2 separate regions of the Homo sapiens genome follow, and region 1 is linked to region 2. The links are chromatin loops, found by intact Hi-C in ENCODE. Cell type or tissue: CD4-positive, alpha-beta T cell. All regions are shown on one strand. Each heading gives the region's core, and the rest is flanking DNA. Links, peaks and the distances in the headings are about the cores only. Region 1 holds the start of CLPTM1L (CLPTM1 like). Region 2 overlaps TERT (telomerase reverse transcriptase).

The links. A loop is a pair of places that touch in the nucleus more often than their neighbours do. Peaks named below come from ENCODE experiments on the same cell type or tissue, not always from the same donor. Only the 100,000 strongest peaks of a DNase experiment are listed, where the experiment ranks them.
Region 1: it touches region 2 in a loop (7-fold over the local background); 5 of 110 quality-filtered maps call a loop at or near these places.

The regions. Positions count from the first base shown.
Region 1 is chr5:1,338,288-1,348,763 of GRCh38, forward strand. CLPTM1L (CLPTM1 like) reads right to left here and starts at 6,812. Exons shown (of 17, transcript NM_030782.5): 1 at 6,393-6,812; 2 at 6,064-6,164; 3 at 3,384-3,573; 4 at 573-718. The coding sequence starts at 6,554. RefSeq lists an enhancer at 2,627-2,771 and a cis regulatory region at 2,699. In CD4-positive, alpha-beta T cell, for the core only: no CTCF peak of the experiment used is centred there; a DNase peak (open chromatin) is centred at 6,864; H3K4me3 peaks cover 2,020 bases; H3K27ac peaks cover 845 bases.
Region 2 is chr5:1,249,386-1,259,861 of GRCh38, forward strand. TERT (telomerase reverse transcriptase) reads right to left here. Exons shown (of 16, transcript NM_198253.3): 13 at 9,213-9,274; 14 at 5,902-6,026; 15 at 4,983-5,120; 16 at 3,782-4,446. The coding sequence ends at 4,343. Among named protein-coding and RNA genes, the nearest start is that of SLC6A18, 29 kb to the left of the region's middle. RefSeq lists a promoter at 2,943-3,601. In CD4-positive, alpha-beta T cell, for the core only: a CTCF peak has its summit at 5,774 (motif pointing right); a DNase peak (open chromatin) is centred at 5,786; H3K4me3 peaks cover 817 bases.

The DNA.
Region 1 (10,476 bases), core at 3,126-8,125, 89 kb after region 2:
GCACTGACACGGAGCAATCCCAGGATGCACTGACACGGAGCAATCCCAGGATGTGGCCACTACACTTGGAAGGGCGAGTCACCTGCAGCCACCTGGGAGGCGGAGCTGTGGCGCAGGAGTTGGGGGGGGGATCCCCAACACATGGGAGAGACGAGGTGAGCTCAGGTGGCCAAACACGTGAATTCCAATAATTGTATTTAACTGATGGCAAGTGATACTAAATAATCTAAAGATTAACTTTTAAGTAAATCTAAATAAGCCAAGTTAAAAAATCACAAGGGGAGCAAAGCAACCCGTTCCCATCAGCGCCTTCCGTTTTCTCTCCATGGAAGCCTTCGCCAGCCAGGAGCAAAGGGCAGGATGCTCCAGCTTGAATTCCTTTCTCCCCCCTTCCAGCCCTGTGGTAGCAGCACAACCTCAATGAGGAAGTGGGAAAGAGCTGGGAGGCCCGGGCAGCAAGTGCCTCCCCACAGAGGGGACTCCACGGTGCAGGAGTGACCTGCTGGCGAGTTCTGGCCAGCCAGGGTCCCAGCACCCTCCCCCCGGCGCTCCAGCTCTGGGGCCCCACTTACATCTTCATGTACCGATGCACATCGGCAGGCAGGGAGGACCCGTCAAAGACAAAGTTGTCCGCCATCACGTTCAGCGCCAGCCGCGGTCGCCAGTGGGACACTGGCTCATCCAGGGCACTCGTCGGCTTCTTCTCCGCCTCGATCTGCTGTTAAGTGAGGAAAACAGAGGCCAATGCTGGGACAGAAAACCATGCCCAGGACAGCAGGGTCAGCCCCCTAACCTGCGAACAGAACGGCCACACAGACAGGCAAACTGTGCCCGGGACAGCAGGGTCAGCCCCCTAACCTGTGAAGAGATGGCCACACAGACGGGCAAACTGTGCCCGGGACAGCAGGGTCAGCACCCTAACCTGTGAAGAGAACGGCCACACAGACGGGCAAACTGTGCCCGGGACAGCAGGGTCAGTGCCCTAACCTGTGAACAGATGGCCACACAGACTGGCAAACTGTGCCCGGGACAGCAGGGTCAGCGCCCTAACCTGTGAACAGATGGCCACGCACATGGAAAAACCGCACCCGGACAGCAGGGTCAGCACCCTAACCTGTGAAGAGAACGGCCACACAGACGGGCAAACTGTGCCCGGGACAGCAGGGTCAGCGCCCTAACCTGTGAACAGATGGCCACACAGACGGGCAAACTGTGCCCGGGACAGCAGGGTCAGCGCCCTAACCTGTGAACAGATGGCCACGCACATGGAAAAACCGCGCCCGGACAGCAGGGTCGGCACCCTAACCTGTGAAGAGAACGGCCACACAGACGGGCAAACTGTGCTCGGGACAGCAGGGTCAGCGCCCTAACCTGTGAACAGATGGCCACACAGATGGGCAAACTGTGCCCGGGACAGCAGAGTCAGCGCCCTAACCTGTGAACAGATGGCCACGCACATGGAAAAACCGCGCCCGGACAGCAGGGTCAGCACCCTAACCTGTGAAGAGAACGGCCACACAGACGGGCAAACTGTGCTCGGGACAGCAGGGTCAGCGCCCTAACCTGTGAACAGATGGCCACACAGACGGGCAAACTGTGCCCGGGACAGCAGGGTCAGCGCCCTAACCTGTGAACAGATGGCCACGCACATGGAAAAACCGCGCCCGGACAGCAGGGTCGGCACCCTAACCTGTGAACAGATGGCCACGCACAGGCACAACCGGGGGAGAGCCCAGCAGAGAGGGCACAGCGGCCCCACAGCTGCCAATTCCGCCAGACTCTCGCCAAACAGCCCCCCATCCTTATCTCCACGGAAGCCAGGGGGTGCTGCTTTGCAACATGTGGTCACGGACTTCACCAATTCCTTTTTTGAGGTCCTCAAACTAAGTGGGCCCACTTCTCAGAAGTTGAGAGGGTGAGAGCCCCCTGACCTTGGCAGAAGACTGTGCAAGTCCAGGGCTCACACAGCCCTGTGGCTGTAAGGAGACTGAGAGGGAGTCAGCTTCTAAAACCAAGCATGTGGGGCTGCCTAAAGGAGACATACTGAGGATTACACACGGCTCTTACATGAAGTTAAACAGGACATGGACTGACAGGGAAATCTTAGCTCGGCTCAGATCTGATACATCCTAGGAAGCACTATCGCCTCACCCATTTCCTACCTAAAGATGCAGTTTAGCGATAATTTACATTACAAACGGTTTTCCACACCTCCTCACATTTGCTACCTGCAAGGGAGGCTTCCTGCGCTACATGCTACATGCCCATCACCCCACCCACTTTTCAGGACACTGGAGAGGAGGGATGGGGGCCCCAGATGAGGGGACACGGAGAGGGGCAGGTGAGGGATGTTCCTAAGGAGACAGATGCAAACTGGGGAGAGGCAGGAGCAGGTGTTGGTAGGGCTTTCAAAACCCCATCAACTCCGAGAGACCTCTCTTTCTCTCTGTCTGGAACAATTTCACAGCCTCTTCCTGGAAAGCTGCCATCTTTCTTGTTTTGTAAATTTTTCTGAGGCAGAGTCTCCCTCTGTCGCCCAGGCTGGAATGCAGTGGCATCATCTCACCTCACGGGTTCAAACGATTCTCCTCCCTCAGCCTCCTGAGTAGCTGGGATTACAGGCGCGTGCCACCACATCCAGCTAATTTTTGTATTTTTAGTAGAGACGGGGTTTCACCATGTTGGCCAGGCTAGTCTCGAACTCCTGACTGCAGGTGATCCACCTGCCTCAGCCTCCCAAAGTGCTGGGATTACAGGCATGAGCCACTGCGCCCGGCCTTGTTTTGTAAATTATCTCACCTTCCACTCAACACAAAGGTGGGTGTCAGAATTCCCTTGCTTTATCCTTGGCCTGTATTCATGATCACTTAAGTGACTTCCAGTTTTTATTTGCGCATACACCTTTCTACAGATGTACAAACTACAACTTGTACCTCTACCTTTTCCATGATCTCCAATTACATTCTTAGAATAAACATCTAGGAATAGCCCAGTCCTACACAGAATGCAGAATGAGCCCAGCTCTCATCCCCAGAGCTCCTGGTGAGAAGCTGCAGGCCAGCTCTGCAGGACCAGCGCTCCATCCCACCAGGTGCAGTAGGTGCCCCCAGAGACTGAGAGGGCCCATTCCCCGAGGGACTCTGCATCGAGAATGCCAGCGATCACTTCAACTGTCCCTAATTTTAGATAAAACTTGTCTGCAAACTCATGGATATGATTCAGCTGAAAGTCAGAAATGCACGCCAGTAACATTCCAATGGCTTTTGGCTTTACTCCCAACAAAGTCACTGGAGCCCTAGACATCGCCCACCTGTGTGGAGAAAGACATGTCCGTTCTGACGGAGAGGCACAGCCTGTTATCAGTAACCCATGAAGACCCTCACCTGTGTATCAGACTCCCCGGTGAGCAGGTTGATTTCTTCTGGCTTGGGGACCATGTAGGTGGTCAGAGGACTGACCAGGTGCACCTGCTTCCCGTCGTGCCACGGCAGGACCCCAGCGTGATGGAGGAAGATGTAGGCATACAGCGTCCCATTGTTTCTCGTTTTCTTTGGTACAGAAACATTAACTGTCCTGAAACAGAACAATCATTTCCACTACATACATATTATATTCTGGGTCTCTAGAACCTATTCAAATACCTTTATAAAGCTGCTTCAATAAACTAATTTTAGCTCAGAAGTACTAAAAATGAAACCCACCTGCCCAGGGCTTTACGAGTCGTGTGTGTGTGTGTGTGTGTGTGTGTGTGTGCACGCGCACGCGTGCGCGTCCTGAGAACTCGGCACAGGTGTGGGCGCCTACAGCCGAAAGCAAAACGGCCCGCACTTCCTGCCTCCATCTCAGGAGGCTGAGAGGTCAATAACCCACCTGAGGCCACAAGGCTGAAGCAGCCAGATGGAAAGCAGCTTCTGGGCCTGGCCAGGGTACCAGCTGACCACACACACTGAATCACCCAACTCCGAAGCGACAGAAGGGAAGGGCAGCAGCCACGAGGGCTCCAGGTGCCTCGGCCCACACTACTGGAACCTCAGAAATTTAATGTGGGTAGTTTTTTTGGGTGTTGTAGTTTTAAGGATAAAAAGATGATCAGCCACAAAGGACTGACTTTCAAGGCTGTCAGTCCTGACTGTGTGGCATCCAGCACGAGCTGAGGAAAGGCCCGGCGAGCTGCTACAACTGTAGGCCTCGGACCAGGTGCCTGGCTCTTCACCCGCACACCAGGGCCCGACGTCCATACTACAGCCCCATGGAAAAACCTCGCATTCCACCTGTTTACGGTTACATGAGTTCTTCTTCCTCTTTAAAAGTCTCTTTTTTGAGACAAGGTCTCGCTGTCACCAGGCTGAAAGTGTAGGGGTGCAATCACAGCTCACTGCATCCTCAACCTCCTGAGCTCAAGTGACCTCCCGCCTCAGTCTCCCGAGTAGCTGGGACTACAGGTGGGCGTGCCACCATGCCTGGCTAACTTTGAAAACTGTTGTAGAGATGGGGTTTTGTCACATTGCCTAGGCTGGTCTTGAACTGCTGGGCTCAAGTGATCCTCCCGCCTTGGCCTCCCAAACTGCTGGGATTATAGGCATGAGTCACTGTGCCCGGCCTCTCCTTAAAAATCTTACGGTTGGCCGGGTGCGGCGGCTCACGCCTGTAATCCCAGCACCTTGGGAGGCCGAGCCGGGCAGATCACGAGGTCAGGAGTTTCAGACCAGCCCAGCCAACATGGTGAAACCCTGTCTCTACTAAAAATAAAAAAATTAGCCAGGCGTGGTGGCGGGTGCCTGTAGTCTCAGCTACTTTGGAGGCTAAGGCAGGAGAATCCCTTGAACCCGGGAACCGGAGGTTGCAGTGAGCAGAGATCACGCCACTGCACTCCAGCCTGGCAACAGAGCAAGACTCTATCTCAAAAAAAAAAAAAAATCTTACGGCCAAAGTTGTAATGAAAAACACAAAGGCATCTATGGCTCCTCACTACCCAGGAAAGAGTATGTCTCCACCAGGACATCTTAAGTGTCTCTCTTCAGGCAGAGGGTGCAGGGCTGTGTATTTCTGGTGGAATGTGCACTTGGAGACACTTGAGGCGGAGCTGTGTTAAGAGTGCTCATTCTCCCCACTTCCTCCAGGCTGACACTGTGCCAGGTCAAATGGAAAACCTCACTAGCTGTCCTTGGTAACTGGTACACGGCCCGGCACGGAAGAGGCAGTATTCATGTCTGGGAAATTAAACCCAGTGCAGATGAATCCTGAGCATTTTTGAAAGGTGTGGGCAGCTACAACCGAGCGGGCAGCTTGGTCACCAGCACTTCTGGCCTCCCCTTCATGGAGGCAGAGAGAGGGCAGGAACTGGCTTGAGGTCACAGGCCTAAAGAGGCCAGGCAGAAACCGGCTTGCCAGCGCCTCCAGCTACCCCCAGGGACTGGCTGCCTAGAGGGCGTGGAGTCCAGCATGAGTCTCAAACTTTCATTATTCTCTCCTCAGATACCTCCCAGGCAATGAAGGGAAATGGTTGACTTGTGAGAAGCAAATCATATTTAAAAGTATACTTATTCAATTAAAAAAAATTAGGCCATGTCAGATGTAATTTTTAAGATACTCTACATATTTGGACATTGATCTATTCTAACGTCACATGTCACTTATTTATGATTTTCTACAAAATTGCTTCCTCTATCCTCATCTCTTTTCCCTCACAAGTAACTTAAGCGAACTACTTCCACCAGGAAAAGACAAGTTGGTCCCCGGTAGTGAAACTGCAGAGTTGTCTGCTCTCCACTGGTTCACCAAGCGTGGCCCCTGCTCCTTCGGAGCCTCCCCGTCCAGGACATCCCACTGCCATCACACTCTGCTGAGAACTACTTCTTAAACGACATTCATCACCTGTCACCTTCCAGGCTGAATGTTTACAGGCCACGCATAGGCCTCCAGTTAGGATATTCTACCACTTCAAGACATTCGGTAAGACTAGTTCTCTAAAATAAACATGTTATGTACAGAAAGCTAACTTTTAAACAATCTGAACATGAGTAATGTTTTCCCTTTCACTGGCATTTTGTCCTACGCCCATACCTTTCAAATTTGGACTCCACATCAAAGTCTTCCACATTCAAGACCAGGTCGATGTTGTTCTCAGCACCCAGGTGGGACCTCGTCGTGGTGTACACGCTCAGCTGGAAAGGAGGGGGCGTCGAGAGTCAGCTCGGCCAGGCCCTGGCAGGACGCACTCAAATCCCACGGCCAGCTGGAGGGCGGAAGACCTGGCCGCTGGGGAACCAGGAAAGGTTCCATCTCGACTCGCGCGGCCACAGCTCCGAACTGGGACGGGAAGGCGACGTCTGGGGCCTGGAGGAGAGGCCCCCACCCCAACCCGCCCGGCCCCCGGCCCCGCGGACGCTCACCTGCAGCTTGGGCCGCCGCGCCAGGTAGGGCTGGATGCAGTTGGCGTCGCCGGAGCACGGGCGGGTGTAGACGATGCCGTACATGACCCAGCAGGTGTGCACCACGTAGACCACGAACACGCCCACCACCAAGCTGGTGAAGGAGCTGCGGCCGCTCCACATGGCGGCCCCGCGCCCGGCGCCCCCGGCCCGCCCGCCTCTCAGCCGCGAGCCCCGCCCGCCCGGCGCCCAGCCCGCCGCTCCGGGCTCCGCCGCTCACTGGAGAGCCGCCGCGCGCCACCGCCACCGCCGCGGGGGAACGAATGCGCCGCGCGCCGCAGACCGCCGGCCGCCCCGCATGCTCCGGCCCCGCTCCCACCTGGCGCCGCGGGATTCGCCGGCCCCGCGCGCCGCTTCCGGGCCCCGCCGCCTGCCGGAAGTGGACGCGCCGCGCGGCTCCCTGGGAAACGGAGTCTCGGCCGCTGCCGCGCACGCGCATCCAGGATGCGGCGCGTGTGTGACGTTACCCGCCCGCGCCGCCCTCCTGGGGTGCCTCTCAGGGACCCAGGCGCTCAGCTGCTGGGGCCGCGGAGGGCGTTCGCGGGGCGCCGGGGAAGGCTAGGGCCGCGGGGTCCCCGGGGCGCCGTCCCCAACCGCCGACGCCTGCCAGACCACCAAGTGGGGGCCATGTCGACGTGTGAGGAGCCTGGTGGAAGGTGATACTGGAATTCCGGCACTGGGCCTGCAACCCTTTTAGTCCACAGTTGTCAGAATCTAAAGGGAAGAAAAACGAAGTGCTCAGAACCCTCACAGAAGCCGGGCACCTCATCCCGTGTGTGGGTTTTTTCCCCAGTACAAACCCATTGTGGGGACAGGCGCTTTTGAAGAAAAAATTCAGATTCCCGGGCTGAAGTGGCTCCTCACAGCCTTGAACCTGACCCCCAGCTTCCCGCTAAAGCCGAGCGTGCCCAGCACGGCGAGGTCAGCAGAGGCCCCTCGGAGGGCGGCCGGGGGAGGTCAGTGGGAGGCCCTCGGGCAGCCGGTGGATGGGCCGGCGACCTCCCCGACTCCATCAGAAGCGCTCAGTCTGTGCCCTTCAGTTACTGGAGCAGCTCCCGTCCTTTGGCCAGTTCTCTGGAAGGTCGTTTCCGTTTCTGTGTCTGCCACACGTGCAGCACAATCGAAAAACCTTGTTCGACATTTCTAGAAAGAGTAGATGCTACTGAAGACCCAATAGATTGCTGAGGGTTTTCAGAGCAGGGACAATTGCATCAGGGTGCTGGGCTCCGGGAAGAACTCAGAGGACTTGGCTGACGGGCGGATGGGACAGTGATTGGTGCCGAGAATGGGCCAGAGAAGCAGGTCTGCCTGGAGCAGGCACCCGAGGCCGCGTGCAGGGGCGGTCCTGGGCCACCAACCCCTGGAAGCTGGGCCAGGAGCTTCGGAGCCATCCGAGGCTTTTTTCGCTCCTCTCACTCTCATGCACCTAGTTACCCTCCCCACAGAGTCTTCTCACGGCGCGGTTTTCGGCTACCATTGCAGTGGTGTCTGACTACACCCAGTGCCTCTATCGTTCCCCCCTCAGTCTGTTCTCGCTTCTTGGCAAACCTGTCCTTGGAAAGCCCTCTGCTGACTCCTGTTACCCTGATCAAATGCATCCTCCTCAGGAGGCTCGTGAGCCCTTTGCAGGGTGGCCCAAGAGGCATCACGCCCTGCTCTCCAGCCACTCTTGGGGTCCCCTACAGGGCCAGGCGTCCCACACCAGCAGCGGGTGCTGGTCCTGCCACAGTCTGTGCGACACGTGAATGAAGGCTGTAGACCTGTGGTCTGCGGGAGGCAAATTCCAACTCCAGCTGTCAAACATAAGGGGACTGGTAGGCTCTCCAGGGTGGATTGTCTCACGGCATCCAGAGGCAGGGACCGAGGCAGGGACCTAGCCAGGCCTCGGGAAGGAGCTGCAAACCCAGGAGCTCTGGGGTGTGGCTTCATCTCCCTCCCTCCCTACCACCCTACCCCCATCTCTCCGTGTTCTTCAGATGCCTCATTTTCCTGTCAGGCACCTGGCCAGCTCTAGGAGCTGGAATCAGGTTGGTGCCTCCTTGGTCAGTGTCCACCCCTAGTGTCATCCACAGTGACCAACGGAAGGGGTGGCCGGTGGTACAGGACATTGGCCATCTTGGGAAAGATCACAGAGACAGGAAGGGCCTCTCCAGCTGAGCAGATGAGAGGTTCTTCAGTGGTCTGGACACATTTGCCCACTCATGGCCGTCCCCCTGCCCTGTTGAGAGAACCGATGAGGAAAGGGAGCCCTGCATCTGTCGCCTTCCGACTCCGACCGCCTGAGGCTGGGCTGCCGGCAAGCCGCGGCAGCATATGACAGCACTTGAAAGAAAGTCCCTGGAAAGAATGTGGATCATTGCAGAACTCCCTCAAGAAAGCGCCAGAGGAGGACCCCATTCAGCACCCCGCAGAACTCCTCAAACTCCTGCGTCCACACTCCCCCAGCGTGGTGGCTGCTTCTATCTCCCCAGGCTTAGCTGGCCTGGGTCTTGAAGGCCTCTCCTCCTGCTGTCCCCACGCAGCATCCTCTCTGCCACTGCACAGCTGGATGCAGTGAAGGCCAGGCGGCTGTGGCTGCTTGGGCAACAGGAGCTGCTTGACCCTGTTCTGCTGGCCTTGTTGGCCTCACTCCCGTAGAGAGCCAAGGTTACCCACGTCTCTGAAGCTAAGGCTTTCTTTCTAGGCCTGGGGGAGTCACATCTTGCATTCGTACTCACTGAGCTCCACGTCTATGGTTAGAGAATTTATCAACATTTTATAATGCTTTTATCAATTCCATCATTTGAGGGCCCTCTGGCAAGGAACCTGTTAGTACATGGAGTGCCTGGAATGTTCCAGAAAGCTAACATGAACAGCTGGCCCTTGCTGTCCTTATACATTGAGGACTCCAAAGGCCACTCAGGATGACAGGAAATGCAGGCTCCAAAAGATTCGGTTCCTTTGTGAGGCCCTCGGGCAGTGGTCAGACACGAAGGAAATAGGAAATCACCCCCAAACCACACCTCTCCCTATGAGGCCACAGCTGCCGATGCAGCCTTGGGAGGGGGATGGAGGGAGAGAGGAGGGCATCTGAATGTGGACACACCCTGCTGTGAGGGCTGTGGGCGGTCCTGAGACTGGAGCCAGCCCCCAGGCTCAGCTCAGCTCGGGGACCTCGTGCCCGGGCTTTCCTGGGGAGGAAGGTGTTGGATCTCCTGCCTCTCTGTATTCATTCACACTTTGGGTTTCTCTCTCTTCCGCGCATTCTAACATCTGCAGGATTTTTTTTTTTTTTTTTTTTTTTTTGAGACAGAGTCTCGCTCTGTTGCCCAGGCTGGAGTGGAGTGGTGCGATCTCAGCTCGCTGCAAGCTCCGCCTCCTGGGTTCACGCCATTCTCGTGCCTCAGCCTCCAGAGTAACTGGGACCACAGGCGCCCGCCACGACGCCCAGCTAATTTTTTGTATTTTTAGTAGAGACGGGGTTTCACCGTGTTAGCCAGGATGGTCTCGATCTCCTGACCTTGTGATCCGCCCGCCTCGGCCTCCCAAAGTGCTGGGATTACAGGCGTGAGCCACCGGGCCTGGCACATCTGCAGGATTTATGGATGAAGGGCCACAAACCCACATTTGGTCTCATTCAACAGATGTTGTGTCGGCAGGGCGAGGTGGGACTCTGTCTCTGCCCACGCTACCTGCCCCTGGGGTTGTAGTTCTAGGAAAGCAAGTCTCAGACTGAGTTTTGATCTGGATTAAATTCTGTCCCAGGTGCAGATATTTATAGGAAAGCAGGGACAAGAGCCCTCAGGCAAAGCTGGGTATCCTGCGATGGGTGCCTCTGGGAGTTCGCAGATAACAAGGCCTTTTCCTGGAGGCAAAGCAGAAGCGTTCTGTGGCAGACCAGTCAGCTTTCTAGCAGGTCAGGGGCAGGGACATCTAGGCCCAAGGTGTCACACCGTGCCTGGCTGCTGGCTCTCCTCTTGCAAGGACACAGCTCTTACAGGACTTCCTAGCCCACCCAAGAACATCTTTCCATCATCGAAAAGTTATTGATAAGATTTTTCCATCA
Region 2 (10,476 bases), core at 3,347-8,346:
CTTCCAGCAAGGGTGGGCCTGGACCTGACAGAGAGGACCCCGCTGCCACGGCCAGGGAGCATGAGTCTCCCGTCCACACTGGGGGCTGGGGACTTACCACTCCAGGTGGCGAGCCCGGGGCTTCGTGCTGTGTCAGAGGAGAAAGCCAGCCAGGCCCCCTCCGGCAAGACTCGGTTCTTTCATGCCTGCATGAGGCTGAGGTGAGGCCCAGGCCTGTCGTGATGCTCGCTCTCTGGGGCCGCAGAAATGGGACCATGGAACCTGTGCATCCAGATGGCACCTTGGAGACCTGTCCGACCCTCCTGCAGGCCACAGCGGAGTGCCCAACACCAGGCTCCACAAACCTGGGTGACCTGCACTCGCCGGGGGCCCTGGTCAAAGCTGGATCCAGGGTGAAGAGGCTCCATCCCTTGCCCGTCAGTGTGAGGACTCCGCCAGCGGCCTCGGCCATTGGAGCTGGATGGGCACAGGAGCCCTGCTGCCCCAGCACACACATTTCATCATGACCCCAGGTGACCAGCACGCAGGGAGGCTGGCAGCCCCACTGTCTCTGTTCCTTTCTCCCTCTCGGCAGCAACTCCACCTGAGCTGTCCCACAGGATCCCCAGGGGTGGGCTGAGAGTCACTCTGAGAACTGTCCCTGTATTCATTTCCCTGTACTGCTATTCCATTTGCTGCTGTGACGAATCACTGCAGCTTAGTGGCTGAACACAAACGCATCATCTTACAGCTCTGGAGGCCGGAAAGCTGAAACAGGTCCCACTGGCCTGAAATCGAGGCGTGGGCAGGGCCGTGTGCCCTCAGGACCGGGGAGGATTGCTTGCTTTTCCAGCATGGAGCGGCTGCCCCCATTCCTTGGCTGGGGACCCCCTCCTCCATCTCAAAGCCAGCAGTGGCCAGTGGTCCTTCTCACGTCCCCTCTCTGACTCTCCCCTGCCTCCCTCTCTCACTTCTAGGGACCCTTGTGGCCATATCAGGCCCACCAGATAATCCAGGATGACCTTAAGATCGGCTGACTGGCAGCCGTGATTCCACCTGCAGCCTCCACCAGCCTCTGCCTTGCGGGTGACACATTCACAGGTTCCAGGAGAAGGACGTGGGCATCTTTGGGGAGGGGCTGTAATTGTGCCTGCCACAAGTGCCTGGGGCTTCTGAAACCCACCAAAGTTTGGCAAGCCCCCTGCACAGCATCCTTCCCAGGTGGGCACCTGGCACCAACATCGACGGTTACAGCAGGTGCAGGACCGGCAGGAGCGTGGGGCTGAGGCAGGAAAACAACCACTCCCTTTCAGGGGTCCTGGCTGGTGTCACCCACAGCCTCCACCCTTGCCTGCTTCTCCTCCCTTTCTGCTTTGAACTCACTCGCTCCATACACGCTTGTCTGTGGAAGGAAGCTGCTTGAGATGAAGTTCAGGCCTAAGGAAGTCCAAAGAGCTGGGGTTTTTCTTTCCCTTTAAAACTTTGTTATTTTCATTTTGCTCTGAGATTTGACAGTCTACCTAGCACCTAGCAGGCCTCCTTCTCCTTCTTTCTTCCTTCTTCCTTCTTCTTCTCTTTCCTTCTTCCTTCTTCTTCTCTTCTCCTTCTCCTTCTTTTTTTTTTTTTTTTTTTGAGACAGGGTCTCACTCTGTTGCCCAGGCTGGAGTGCGATGGTACAATCACAGCTCACTGCAGCCATGACCTCCCGGGCTCAAGCGATCCTCCCACTCAGCCTCCCGAGCAGCTGGGACTACAGATGCTGGACCCCACGCCCGGATAACTTTTTGCATTTTTTGTAGAGATGGGGTCTCCCTATGTTACCCATGCTGGTCTCAAACTCCTGGCCTCAGACAATCCTTCTGCCTCGGCTTCCCAAACTACTGGGATGACAGGTGTGGAAGCCACTGGACCTGACCTTACATAGTGGTTTTTAAAAGTGCCAGGCAAGGGCAGTGGCTCACACCTGTAATCCCAGCACTCTGGGAAGCTGAGGCCGGAGGATCACTTGAGCCTGGGGGTTTGCGGCTACAGCGAGCCATGACTGTGCCACTGCACTAACAACCTGGGTGACAGAGTAGACACCATCTCTAATAATAATAATAATAATAAATAAAAACAGACAAATAAAGTAGGTGCTTAGTGAGTTAAGCCATATCAAAGCAAATACCTTTTTTAAGGGTCTAATACTTTAGCAAAAAATATAAGTAATCCTGAGTAAAATTTCAACAAAAAACACCCGGAGAAACAGGAATCTGGAGCTTTGTAGAAGATGGATAGCTGAACAATGGCCTGACCTGTTGGTCTGTGATTCAAACCCAGGTGTGCCTGAGCAGCGGCCTCTGCTCCTGGGAGTCCCCGCCCTGTTCTGTCCAACCTCCCACTGAGGTCGTCCGCCCACGGCGCCCGGGGCCGCTCCCTTCCAGTTTGCAGGGCAAAGGCGCCCCCAGGCCGGCTGCCAAGAGCCCCTCCTTCCTCACAGCTCCTATACGGGGGCTCCAGGCACCAGAGTGCATTTACGACACAGTCTGTGGACTTGGGCCCACCATAAACACATTAGGCTCGGTCACTCAGACATTCTCTGAAGCAGCAGCAATAAATGACGCCATATCCAGTGGCCATAAGCCCCCACCCCGACACCAGGCACGTCCGGGCTGCACTCAAACCAGAAGCCCTGTCCAAGGTGCACTCAGTAGGACCCGGCCATACCATAAGGCCCCACCAGGGACCTGCTGGAAGGCTCTGGAGCCACTCACGCAGGGCCCTCGGTTTCGTGTGGCCCAAGCCAACTTCTGAGGAGGGGCTGTTTCTTCACCCCAAGACTGCGTCCCTCTGAGCCGCCCCTCCTGTTCTCTGCAATCCTTCCAGTTCCTTCTGCCTGAGGAAGGACGTATGTCCAGCTCCACTGCGAGCCTGGCACCCGCCCTGGGAGGTAAGTCTGGATGAGACTAGGAGATAAGAGGATAAGAGATGAGACTGGGAGATGGTAAGAGGATGACAGATGAGACTGGGAGATAAGAGGAAGACAGATGAGACTGGGAGATGATAAGAGGATGAGAGATGAGACTGGGAGATGATAAGAGGATGAGAGAGCATCACCAGCCCCACCCTGAAGCCTCCTGTGTCCACACCCTCCACTGCCCCACCCTACCCACCCTTCAGAGATCAGAATCCTGGTCTACTCTTAAGAGAATGGCCAGAGGCGGAATGTGACTTTCAACCTGAGTTGGGGCGTTCAGGAGGAGGAATCCTGGATTTTATACAGGATGGTGTCATGCCCCTGCCCCCCACCTCCATGAAAGCTGATGGCCCAGAGGATGTGCACCAGGGAAGCACATCCGGATCCACGGCTGCAGGTGGGAGGCAGGGGAGGAGGGGGCCCAGCCAGGCTTCCCCATCTTCCCCGCCACCCAGACCAGCCCCCCCCATCACCCCTGCCACCCCAGCTGGGGCCCCCATCATCCCTGCCACCCTGGCCAGGCCCTCCATCATCCCCGCCGCCCAAGCTGGGCCCCCAGCATCCCTGCTGCCCTTCGGGCCTGGACTTACTGTTATGTCTTCCAGGGTGGGGGCTCCCACTGTCTATCCCCTACCCTCCTTCCCCTCCTGCCTCACAGCATCAGAAACCTCCCAGGCCCAGCCAGGCCATGGGCCCGCACTGACCACAACCCCATTCACTCATAGACTTCCGTAAATGCACAGCCAGGCCATGGGCCCGCACTGACCACCACCCCGTTCACTCACAGGCTTCTGTAATTGCATACAGTGGTGTCTATGCAGTGCACATTAGGATTCAAACATGAGATTTTTTTCAAAACTGAAAAACTCATATATTCAGTATTTTACTCCCACAGCACCTCCCCCCAATTTGACCCACAGGGACCCCCATCCAGGTGCAGGGTCCTCGCCTGTGTACAGGGCACACCTTTGGTCACTCCAAATTCCCAGAGCTCCCAGGGTCCTTCTCAGGGTCTCCACCTGGATGGTGGGGGTGGAAGGCAAAGGAGGGCAGGGCGAGGGGTGAACAATGGCGAATCTGGGGATGGACTATTCCTATGTGGGGAGTGGAAGCCGGGCTCCTGGTGAGGAAAAGCTGGCCCTGGGGTGGAGCCGAGCGCCAGCCTGTGGGGAAGTGAAGACGGCAGGTGTGCTGGACACTCAGCCCTTGGCTGGACACTCGCTCAGGCCTCAGCCGGACACTCAGCCTTCAGCCGGACATGCAGGCCTCGGCCAAACACTCACTCAGGCCTCAGACTCCCAGCGGTGCGGGCCTGGGTGTGGGCCGCCCCTCCCTCCCTGGGACGTAGAGCCCGGCGTGACAGGGCTGCTGGTGTCTGCTCTCGGCCTGGCTGTGGGCGGGTGGCCATCAGTCCAGGATGGTCTTGAAGTCTGAGGGCAGTGCCGGGTTGGCTGCGGCCTCCAGGGCAGTCAGCGTCGTCCCCGGGAGCTTCCGACTCAGCTGCGTCTGGGCTGCGGGGCCAAAATCAGACTCCGTTCCAGAAGAGGCCAGAGGTGGCATCCTCCAACCCTCCTAGGACGTGTGGGTGGCCGGGCAGGCAGGGCCTGCACCTCGTGGCCCTGGCTGGTGGGAACCTCAGTGAAGGGACAGACACCCCTCCACCGGGGCGAGCAGACAGGCAGCCCAGTGACGCTGGAGCGGCGGGGCGGGGAGAGAACTTGCTCAGGACCCCAGGAGCTCAGGGCAGCAGCCAGGGAAGAGGCTGTGAGAGGACACAGGTCAGGGGTCAGAAGGCTCCCAAGCGTGGGGAGCCATCGCCCCTGAGATGGGAAGCAGGGGTTCAAGAAGTTGTGGACCCTGCCAGGCTCCGTGGCCTGGGGACACCAGCGTTTAATCACATAGGGCTGCCAGCGTGGCTCCAGGCCCCCAGGGTCAGGCCCGGGGGCGTCTGCACTTCAGCAGCATCTGAGGCTGCTCGCCCCACACAGGGCGTTCAAGGATGACCCCTGGGCAGGTGGGGCCCGCACTGGCCTCCACCCACACTTGCCTGTCCTGAGTGACCCCAGGAGTGGCACGTAGGTGACACGGTGTCGAGTCAGCTTGAGCAGGAATGCTTGGTGGCACAGCCACTGCACGGCCTCGGAGGGCAGAGGGCCGGCGGCGCCCTTGGCCCCCAGCGACATCCCTGGGGGAAAACAGAGGCTGAGGAGTCACAGGCCCAGCCCAGCTCCCCTCCCAGGAGACACCGGAAAGCTGCCCACACCCGACGGTCTGCGGGGTGGCTCCATCTCTGGCTGTCCCGACCCAAGCACCGCAGGAGTCACGACAGAAATGTTTTCTTCGGCTTCTCCAGGTGAAATTTCCACAACACAGAAAGAACAGAAAGTAGAAGCTGTTAAGCTCAGGACCGCAGGTTCGACATGGCTTGAATTTCAGACGGATCAGAAACCTCCCTGATGCTGGACAAAGTGTCCAGGGGCAGAGGACGGTGACTGGGAAGCAGAGGACGGCGCGGGGCTCTGTCGTGGTGATACGCGGCCTCTGCTCCTGAGAGGGGTGGGGTAGCCTGGGCCTGGCCTCCTCCTAAGCCCTTGGCCTGGGTTTGCACAAGGGCCCTAAGTGCCATGGACGGGAGACAGCCCAATCCCACCACAGGGCAAACAGGAGAGGCCAGGCCCCCCAAATCCCACCATGGGGCAAACAGGAGAGACCAGGCCCCCCAGCGCTTCCCCAGGCAGAGCAAGGTGGGAAGGATGGCAGCTCCCAGACAGCTCCTGTCCCTTCCATCAGGTGCTCTGCTCACCCCACGAGAGGGCGGGCAGACGAGCCTGACAGTGGTTGGGTTAAACCACTTCCTGATGCGAAAAGGGGTAAGAACTTCCTAAGCCCAGATTCACTCAGTCTCCTGACACACTAACACCAGCAGGCAGGCACTGCTGCCACTGAGGCCAGGCACCTGCACATACCTGCGTTCTTGGCTTTCAGGATGGAGTAGCAGAGGGAGGCCGTGTCAGAGATGACGCGCAGGAAAAATGTGGGGTTCTTCCAAACTTGCTGATGAAATGGGAGCTGCAGCACACATGCGTGAAACCTGAGAGGATGGCGGACAGCGTCAGAGGAAAGGCCTCCTAATCAGACGGTGCTCGTGGGTGTGGGCATGGGCCCACCGGTGCCTGTGTGCGTGCATGAATGCACATGCATGGGTTTCCTCATGGGCACAGGTGCACACACACGGATGCATGCATGCATGTCTGTGTGTGTGCTTGTGTGTGCGAGTAGCTGCGTGTCTGTGTGTGCACAGGTACACTGCGTTTCTGTGCACCATCTGTATGAACACGCATGTGGAGGCTGAAGCAGCTCCATCCTGGATGCCAGCCCCCCATGCTGGCTTCTGATTAGCCCCTGTTCCGGGAAGGCCTCTAAGGTTTCCAGTTTATCCATTGTTCCTTGTGTACCAGCAGGTACTTATCATGAATCCTGCCCTTCGTCAGACAACCTTGATGTCATCGTATATCAACGTCCTGCGCATCCCTTCTGAGCCACCCGCCCCTGTGGTGCATAAACCCTGGGTCTGGGGTGATGGTGTGAGGACCCATCATCTCATCTCACTGACACCGAGACACCGACTTGGCTTCTGTGTGTAGGTTAAGTTCCTACTAAATGTTTCTTTCCAAGAAACTGCATTTGTCAGTCTTCTTTGTTGTTGTTGAGATGGGCTCTCACTCTGTCACCCAGGCTGCAGTACAGTGGTGCAATCTCAGCTCACTGCAGCTTCCACCTCCTGGGCTCAAGTGATCCTCCCACTTCAGCCTCCCAAGTATTGGAACTACAGGCGCACACCACCATGCTCAGCTAATTTTTGTTTTTATTTTTCATAGAGATGGGGTTCTACTATGTTGCTCAGGCTGGTCTTAAACTCCTGGGCTCAAGGGATCCTCTCGCCTCGGCCTCCCAAAGTGCTGGGACTACAGGTGTGAGCCACCGCGCCAGCCCTGTCAGCCTCCATCTTTGGCCTCTCAGCTTCCTGGGACTTTGGGGCAGGTGTGCACAGACCTGGCTACCATGAAACAGCACATGTGCACATGTGCTCATATGTGCGTGTGATCAGAGCCCCCGTGTACCTGGTCTGACCCTCTGCCTGAGCCCCCCGTGTACCTCATCTCACCCAGTGCCTGAGCCCCCCATGTACCTGGCCTCACCCACTGCCTGAGCCCCCCGTGTACCTCATCTCACCCACTGCCTGAGCCCCCCATGTACCTGGTCTCACTGACTTCCTGAGCCACTTCTGGAATGACCTGAGATCACACCAGTCAAGCCAGCACCCCGGTTTCAGCCTCTCAGTAACTCTGCTGAGGTGGGATGTCTTTTCCCCATTTAGCAACAACGGAAGCCAGGCCCAGAATGTTTTTAAACAAATAAATAAGCCTAAGGTCCCGGGGTTGCCACACGGCCACGCTCCTGACCCAGGAGGGAAACACCTAGCATGGGTGAGGGGCTCTCTTCCAAAGGGAGAAATAGCCACCTGCTAGAGGTCGGGGCGTCCACCCCAAGCCCGTGTGGAGGCGCGGCCAGCACGGGCCAGGAAGGCCGAGCCCCAGCGGATTTGAATCAGACCCCGCCCCCAGCGCCACGTGGACCACCACAGCCTCGCCCACTGCAGCCTGGCTGCCGTGAAATCGGGGCCCAGCTCTCCGTTCTCCCACTCCTGCCTCGAGGGAAGGGGATTCCTGGGCCTTCCACGTGCCTGACTCTGTGTTTGGAAACGGCCCGTGGCCCATCGCATCTCGGCCTCCTCAGGGCTACCCAATCAAGCGACTACCCAAGGGTCCCCACATGGGTGGGGAAACTCAGCCGCCCTGCCCTGAGCCCAGGCCCTCTACGGGAGCTCCTCGGAGCTAGAGACCCTGGTGGGGAAATGAGGACAAGACTGAGCTGAATATGGGAGGAGCAGGTGGCAGGTCACATGGCCCTGGGAGTTTCCCAGGAGTTTTCACCTGGGAAAACTCCTCTGACCTCATCATGGCCCAAGGAGGCCCCAAGCACGCCAGCTGGACCCTGGGGTCAACCACAGTGTCAGACACCTCCAGTCCTCAGTGGCACCTGTATCCAGCACACCCCAAGGGTTTCCGGAAAGGAGTCAAGCAGCTTGCACGAGGGCCCAGGCACGCGTCAGGGAGATGCAAACGAGGGAAGATTTGAGGCAGAGAGAGAAGGCAGAGAGGAGGGCGGTCTGAGCCGGACGCACCCTGGAACTGAGACAGCCTGGTCCCAAGCCTCTGGAGCTGGTGCAAAGGCGGTAACATGCAGCTGTGGCTCTGCCCTCCCTGCCAGAGCATGAAGGCGCAAGCACTCGGGTTAAAAACCATTTTCATGGTACGACCTTGTAATGGAAAACTCTCCCGTGAGCCCTTGCTGGGTTTCCACGATAGACGACGACCTCATTTCACATCAAGTGTGCACGGTAATTCGCGCAGCCTCGGCCCTGGGTAACACAAATGCTCACACTCCTTCTCAGCCCTCATGGGGCGAGGGCTTCGGCCTCCTGGCATTCAGCTCCCAGTGGCTCGGGAGGCCTGTTGAGGTGGAGGCCCGGGCCTGTGGTGCCCGACTGCCCTTTGGTACAGCCCCGAGGCTTGTGCCACCACCTGCCCTGACTCCAGGCAGAAGCTGGCCCTGTGGCCTCCACAGATTGGCCCTTCCCTCTGTGATAAAGTTGTCGATTCTTGGCAGGGGCACCCCCTGACCAGCCAGGACAGGGAACGTTCCAGGAGCACAGCCATGCCCAGAGCACAGGTGCTGGCCGGGCTGTGTGGGGAGCCACAGCTCTGCTGCACCTTCCCGGGGGTGGGGCCAGCGACCCTCACCTGCACCCACCTCGGCCCTCTTTGCTGAGACCCCAAATCCTCCGGGCATCTGATCTCCCATCTACTGTTCAGACACCTTCCCAGCCTCCTCTGCTAAGACTCCCCATAAACATCTCTTTACCCCATGCCCCTGCTGCCCTGGGATGGCCTCCATGACGTCCCACGGCCAGTGCACAGGCACAGTGGGGACACCTGGGGCCACACCGGCTCCTACCACTACCCAGAGATGGAGAACAGGTGCTTTGCACAGAGCCACGCGAACAGAACTGTGCACAGGCAGCAGCACCACTGAAAACGTAAGACATTCCTTGCCCCTAAAACCCAGGAGTTCCAAGGTGAAGCCCCGGGTCAGAGGTGAGCAGAGCGCGGAGGGTCCCTGGAGGCTGGGCCTGCACCCCTTGGTGGCGGCTCACCTGTACGCCTGCAGCAGGAGGATCTTGTAGATGTTGGTGCACACCGTCTGGAGGCTGTTCACCTAGAGTCGCCAAGAAAGAGTGAGAAACGGTAGAAACCTCTCTGGGATTTTAAGTTTTTACTTTTTGCTTTATCATCCATTCAGATGGAACAAGAAAGAGGAACATTTTGACAAGAAACTATCCCTCTTCCCAGTGAAATCCGGCCTGGCCCTCACCCGGCAGCTGCGAACCACCCTGGGCGAGTCAAGACTCTGTGTCATCTGCCTGCCCCCGAGGCTCGGCCAAGACAGGAAGGAACCAGGAGAGGGAGTGGACGCAAATGCCCACAGAGAGGGGAGGTGGACGCAGATGCCCACAGAGAGGGGGAGTGGACGCGGATGCCCACAGGAGAGAGGGAGTGGAGTGGATGTAAATGCCCACAGGAGAGGGGGAGTGGACACAGACGCCCACAGGAGAGAGGGAATGGAGTGGATGTAAATGCCCACAGGAGAGGGGGAGTGGACACGGACGCCCACAGGAGAGAGGGAGTGGATGCAGATGCCCACAGGAGAGGGAGTGGACGCGGATGCCCACAGGAGAGGGGGAGTGGAGTGGATGCAGATGCACACAGGAGAGGGAGTGGACGTGGATGCCCACAGGAGATGGAGTGGATGCAGATGCCCACAGGAGAGGGAGTGGACGCGGATGCCCACAGGAGAGGGAGTGGACGCAGATGCCCACAGGAGAGGGAGTGGACATGGACGCCCACAGGAGAGAGGGAGCAGACGCAGATGCCCACAGGAGAGGGAGTGGATGCGGACGCCCACAGGAGGGGGGAGTGGACACGGACGCCCACAGGAGAGAGGGAGCGGACGCAGATGCCCACAGGAGAGGGAGTGGACGCGGACGCCCACAGGAGGGGGGAGTGGACACGGACGCCCACAGGAGAGAGGGAGCAGACGCAGATGCCCACAGGAGAGGGAGTGGACGCAGATGCCCACAGGAGAGGGAGTGGACATGGATGCCCACAGGAGAGGGGGAGTGGACACGGATGCCCACAGGAGAGAGGGAGTGGACGCAGATGCCCACAGGAGAGGGGGAGTGGACACGGACGCCCACAGGAGAGACGAGTGGATGCAGATGCCCACAGAAGAGGGAGTGGACGCGGATGCCCACAGGAGAGGGGGAGTGGACACAGACGCCCACAGGAGAGAGGGAGTGGATGCAGATGCCCACAGGAGAGGGAGTGGACGCGGACGCCCACAGGAGGGGGGAGTGGACA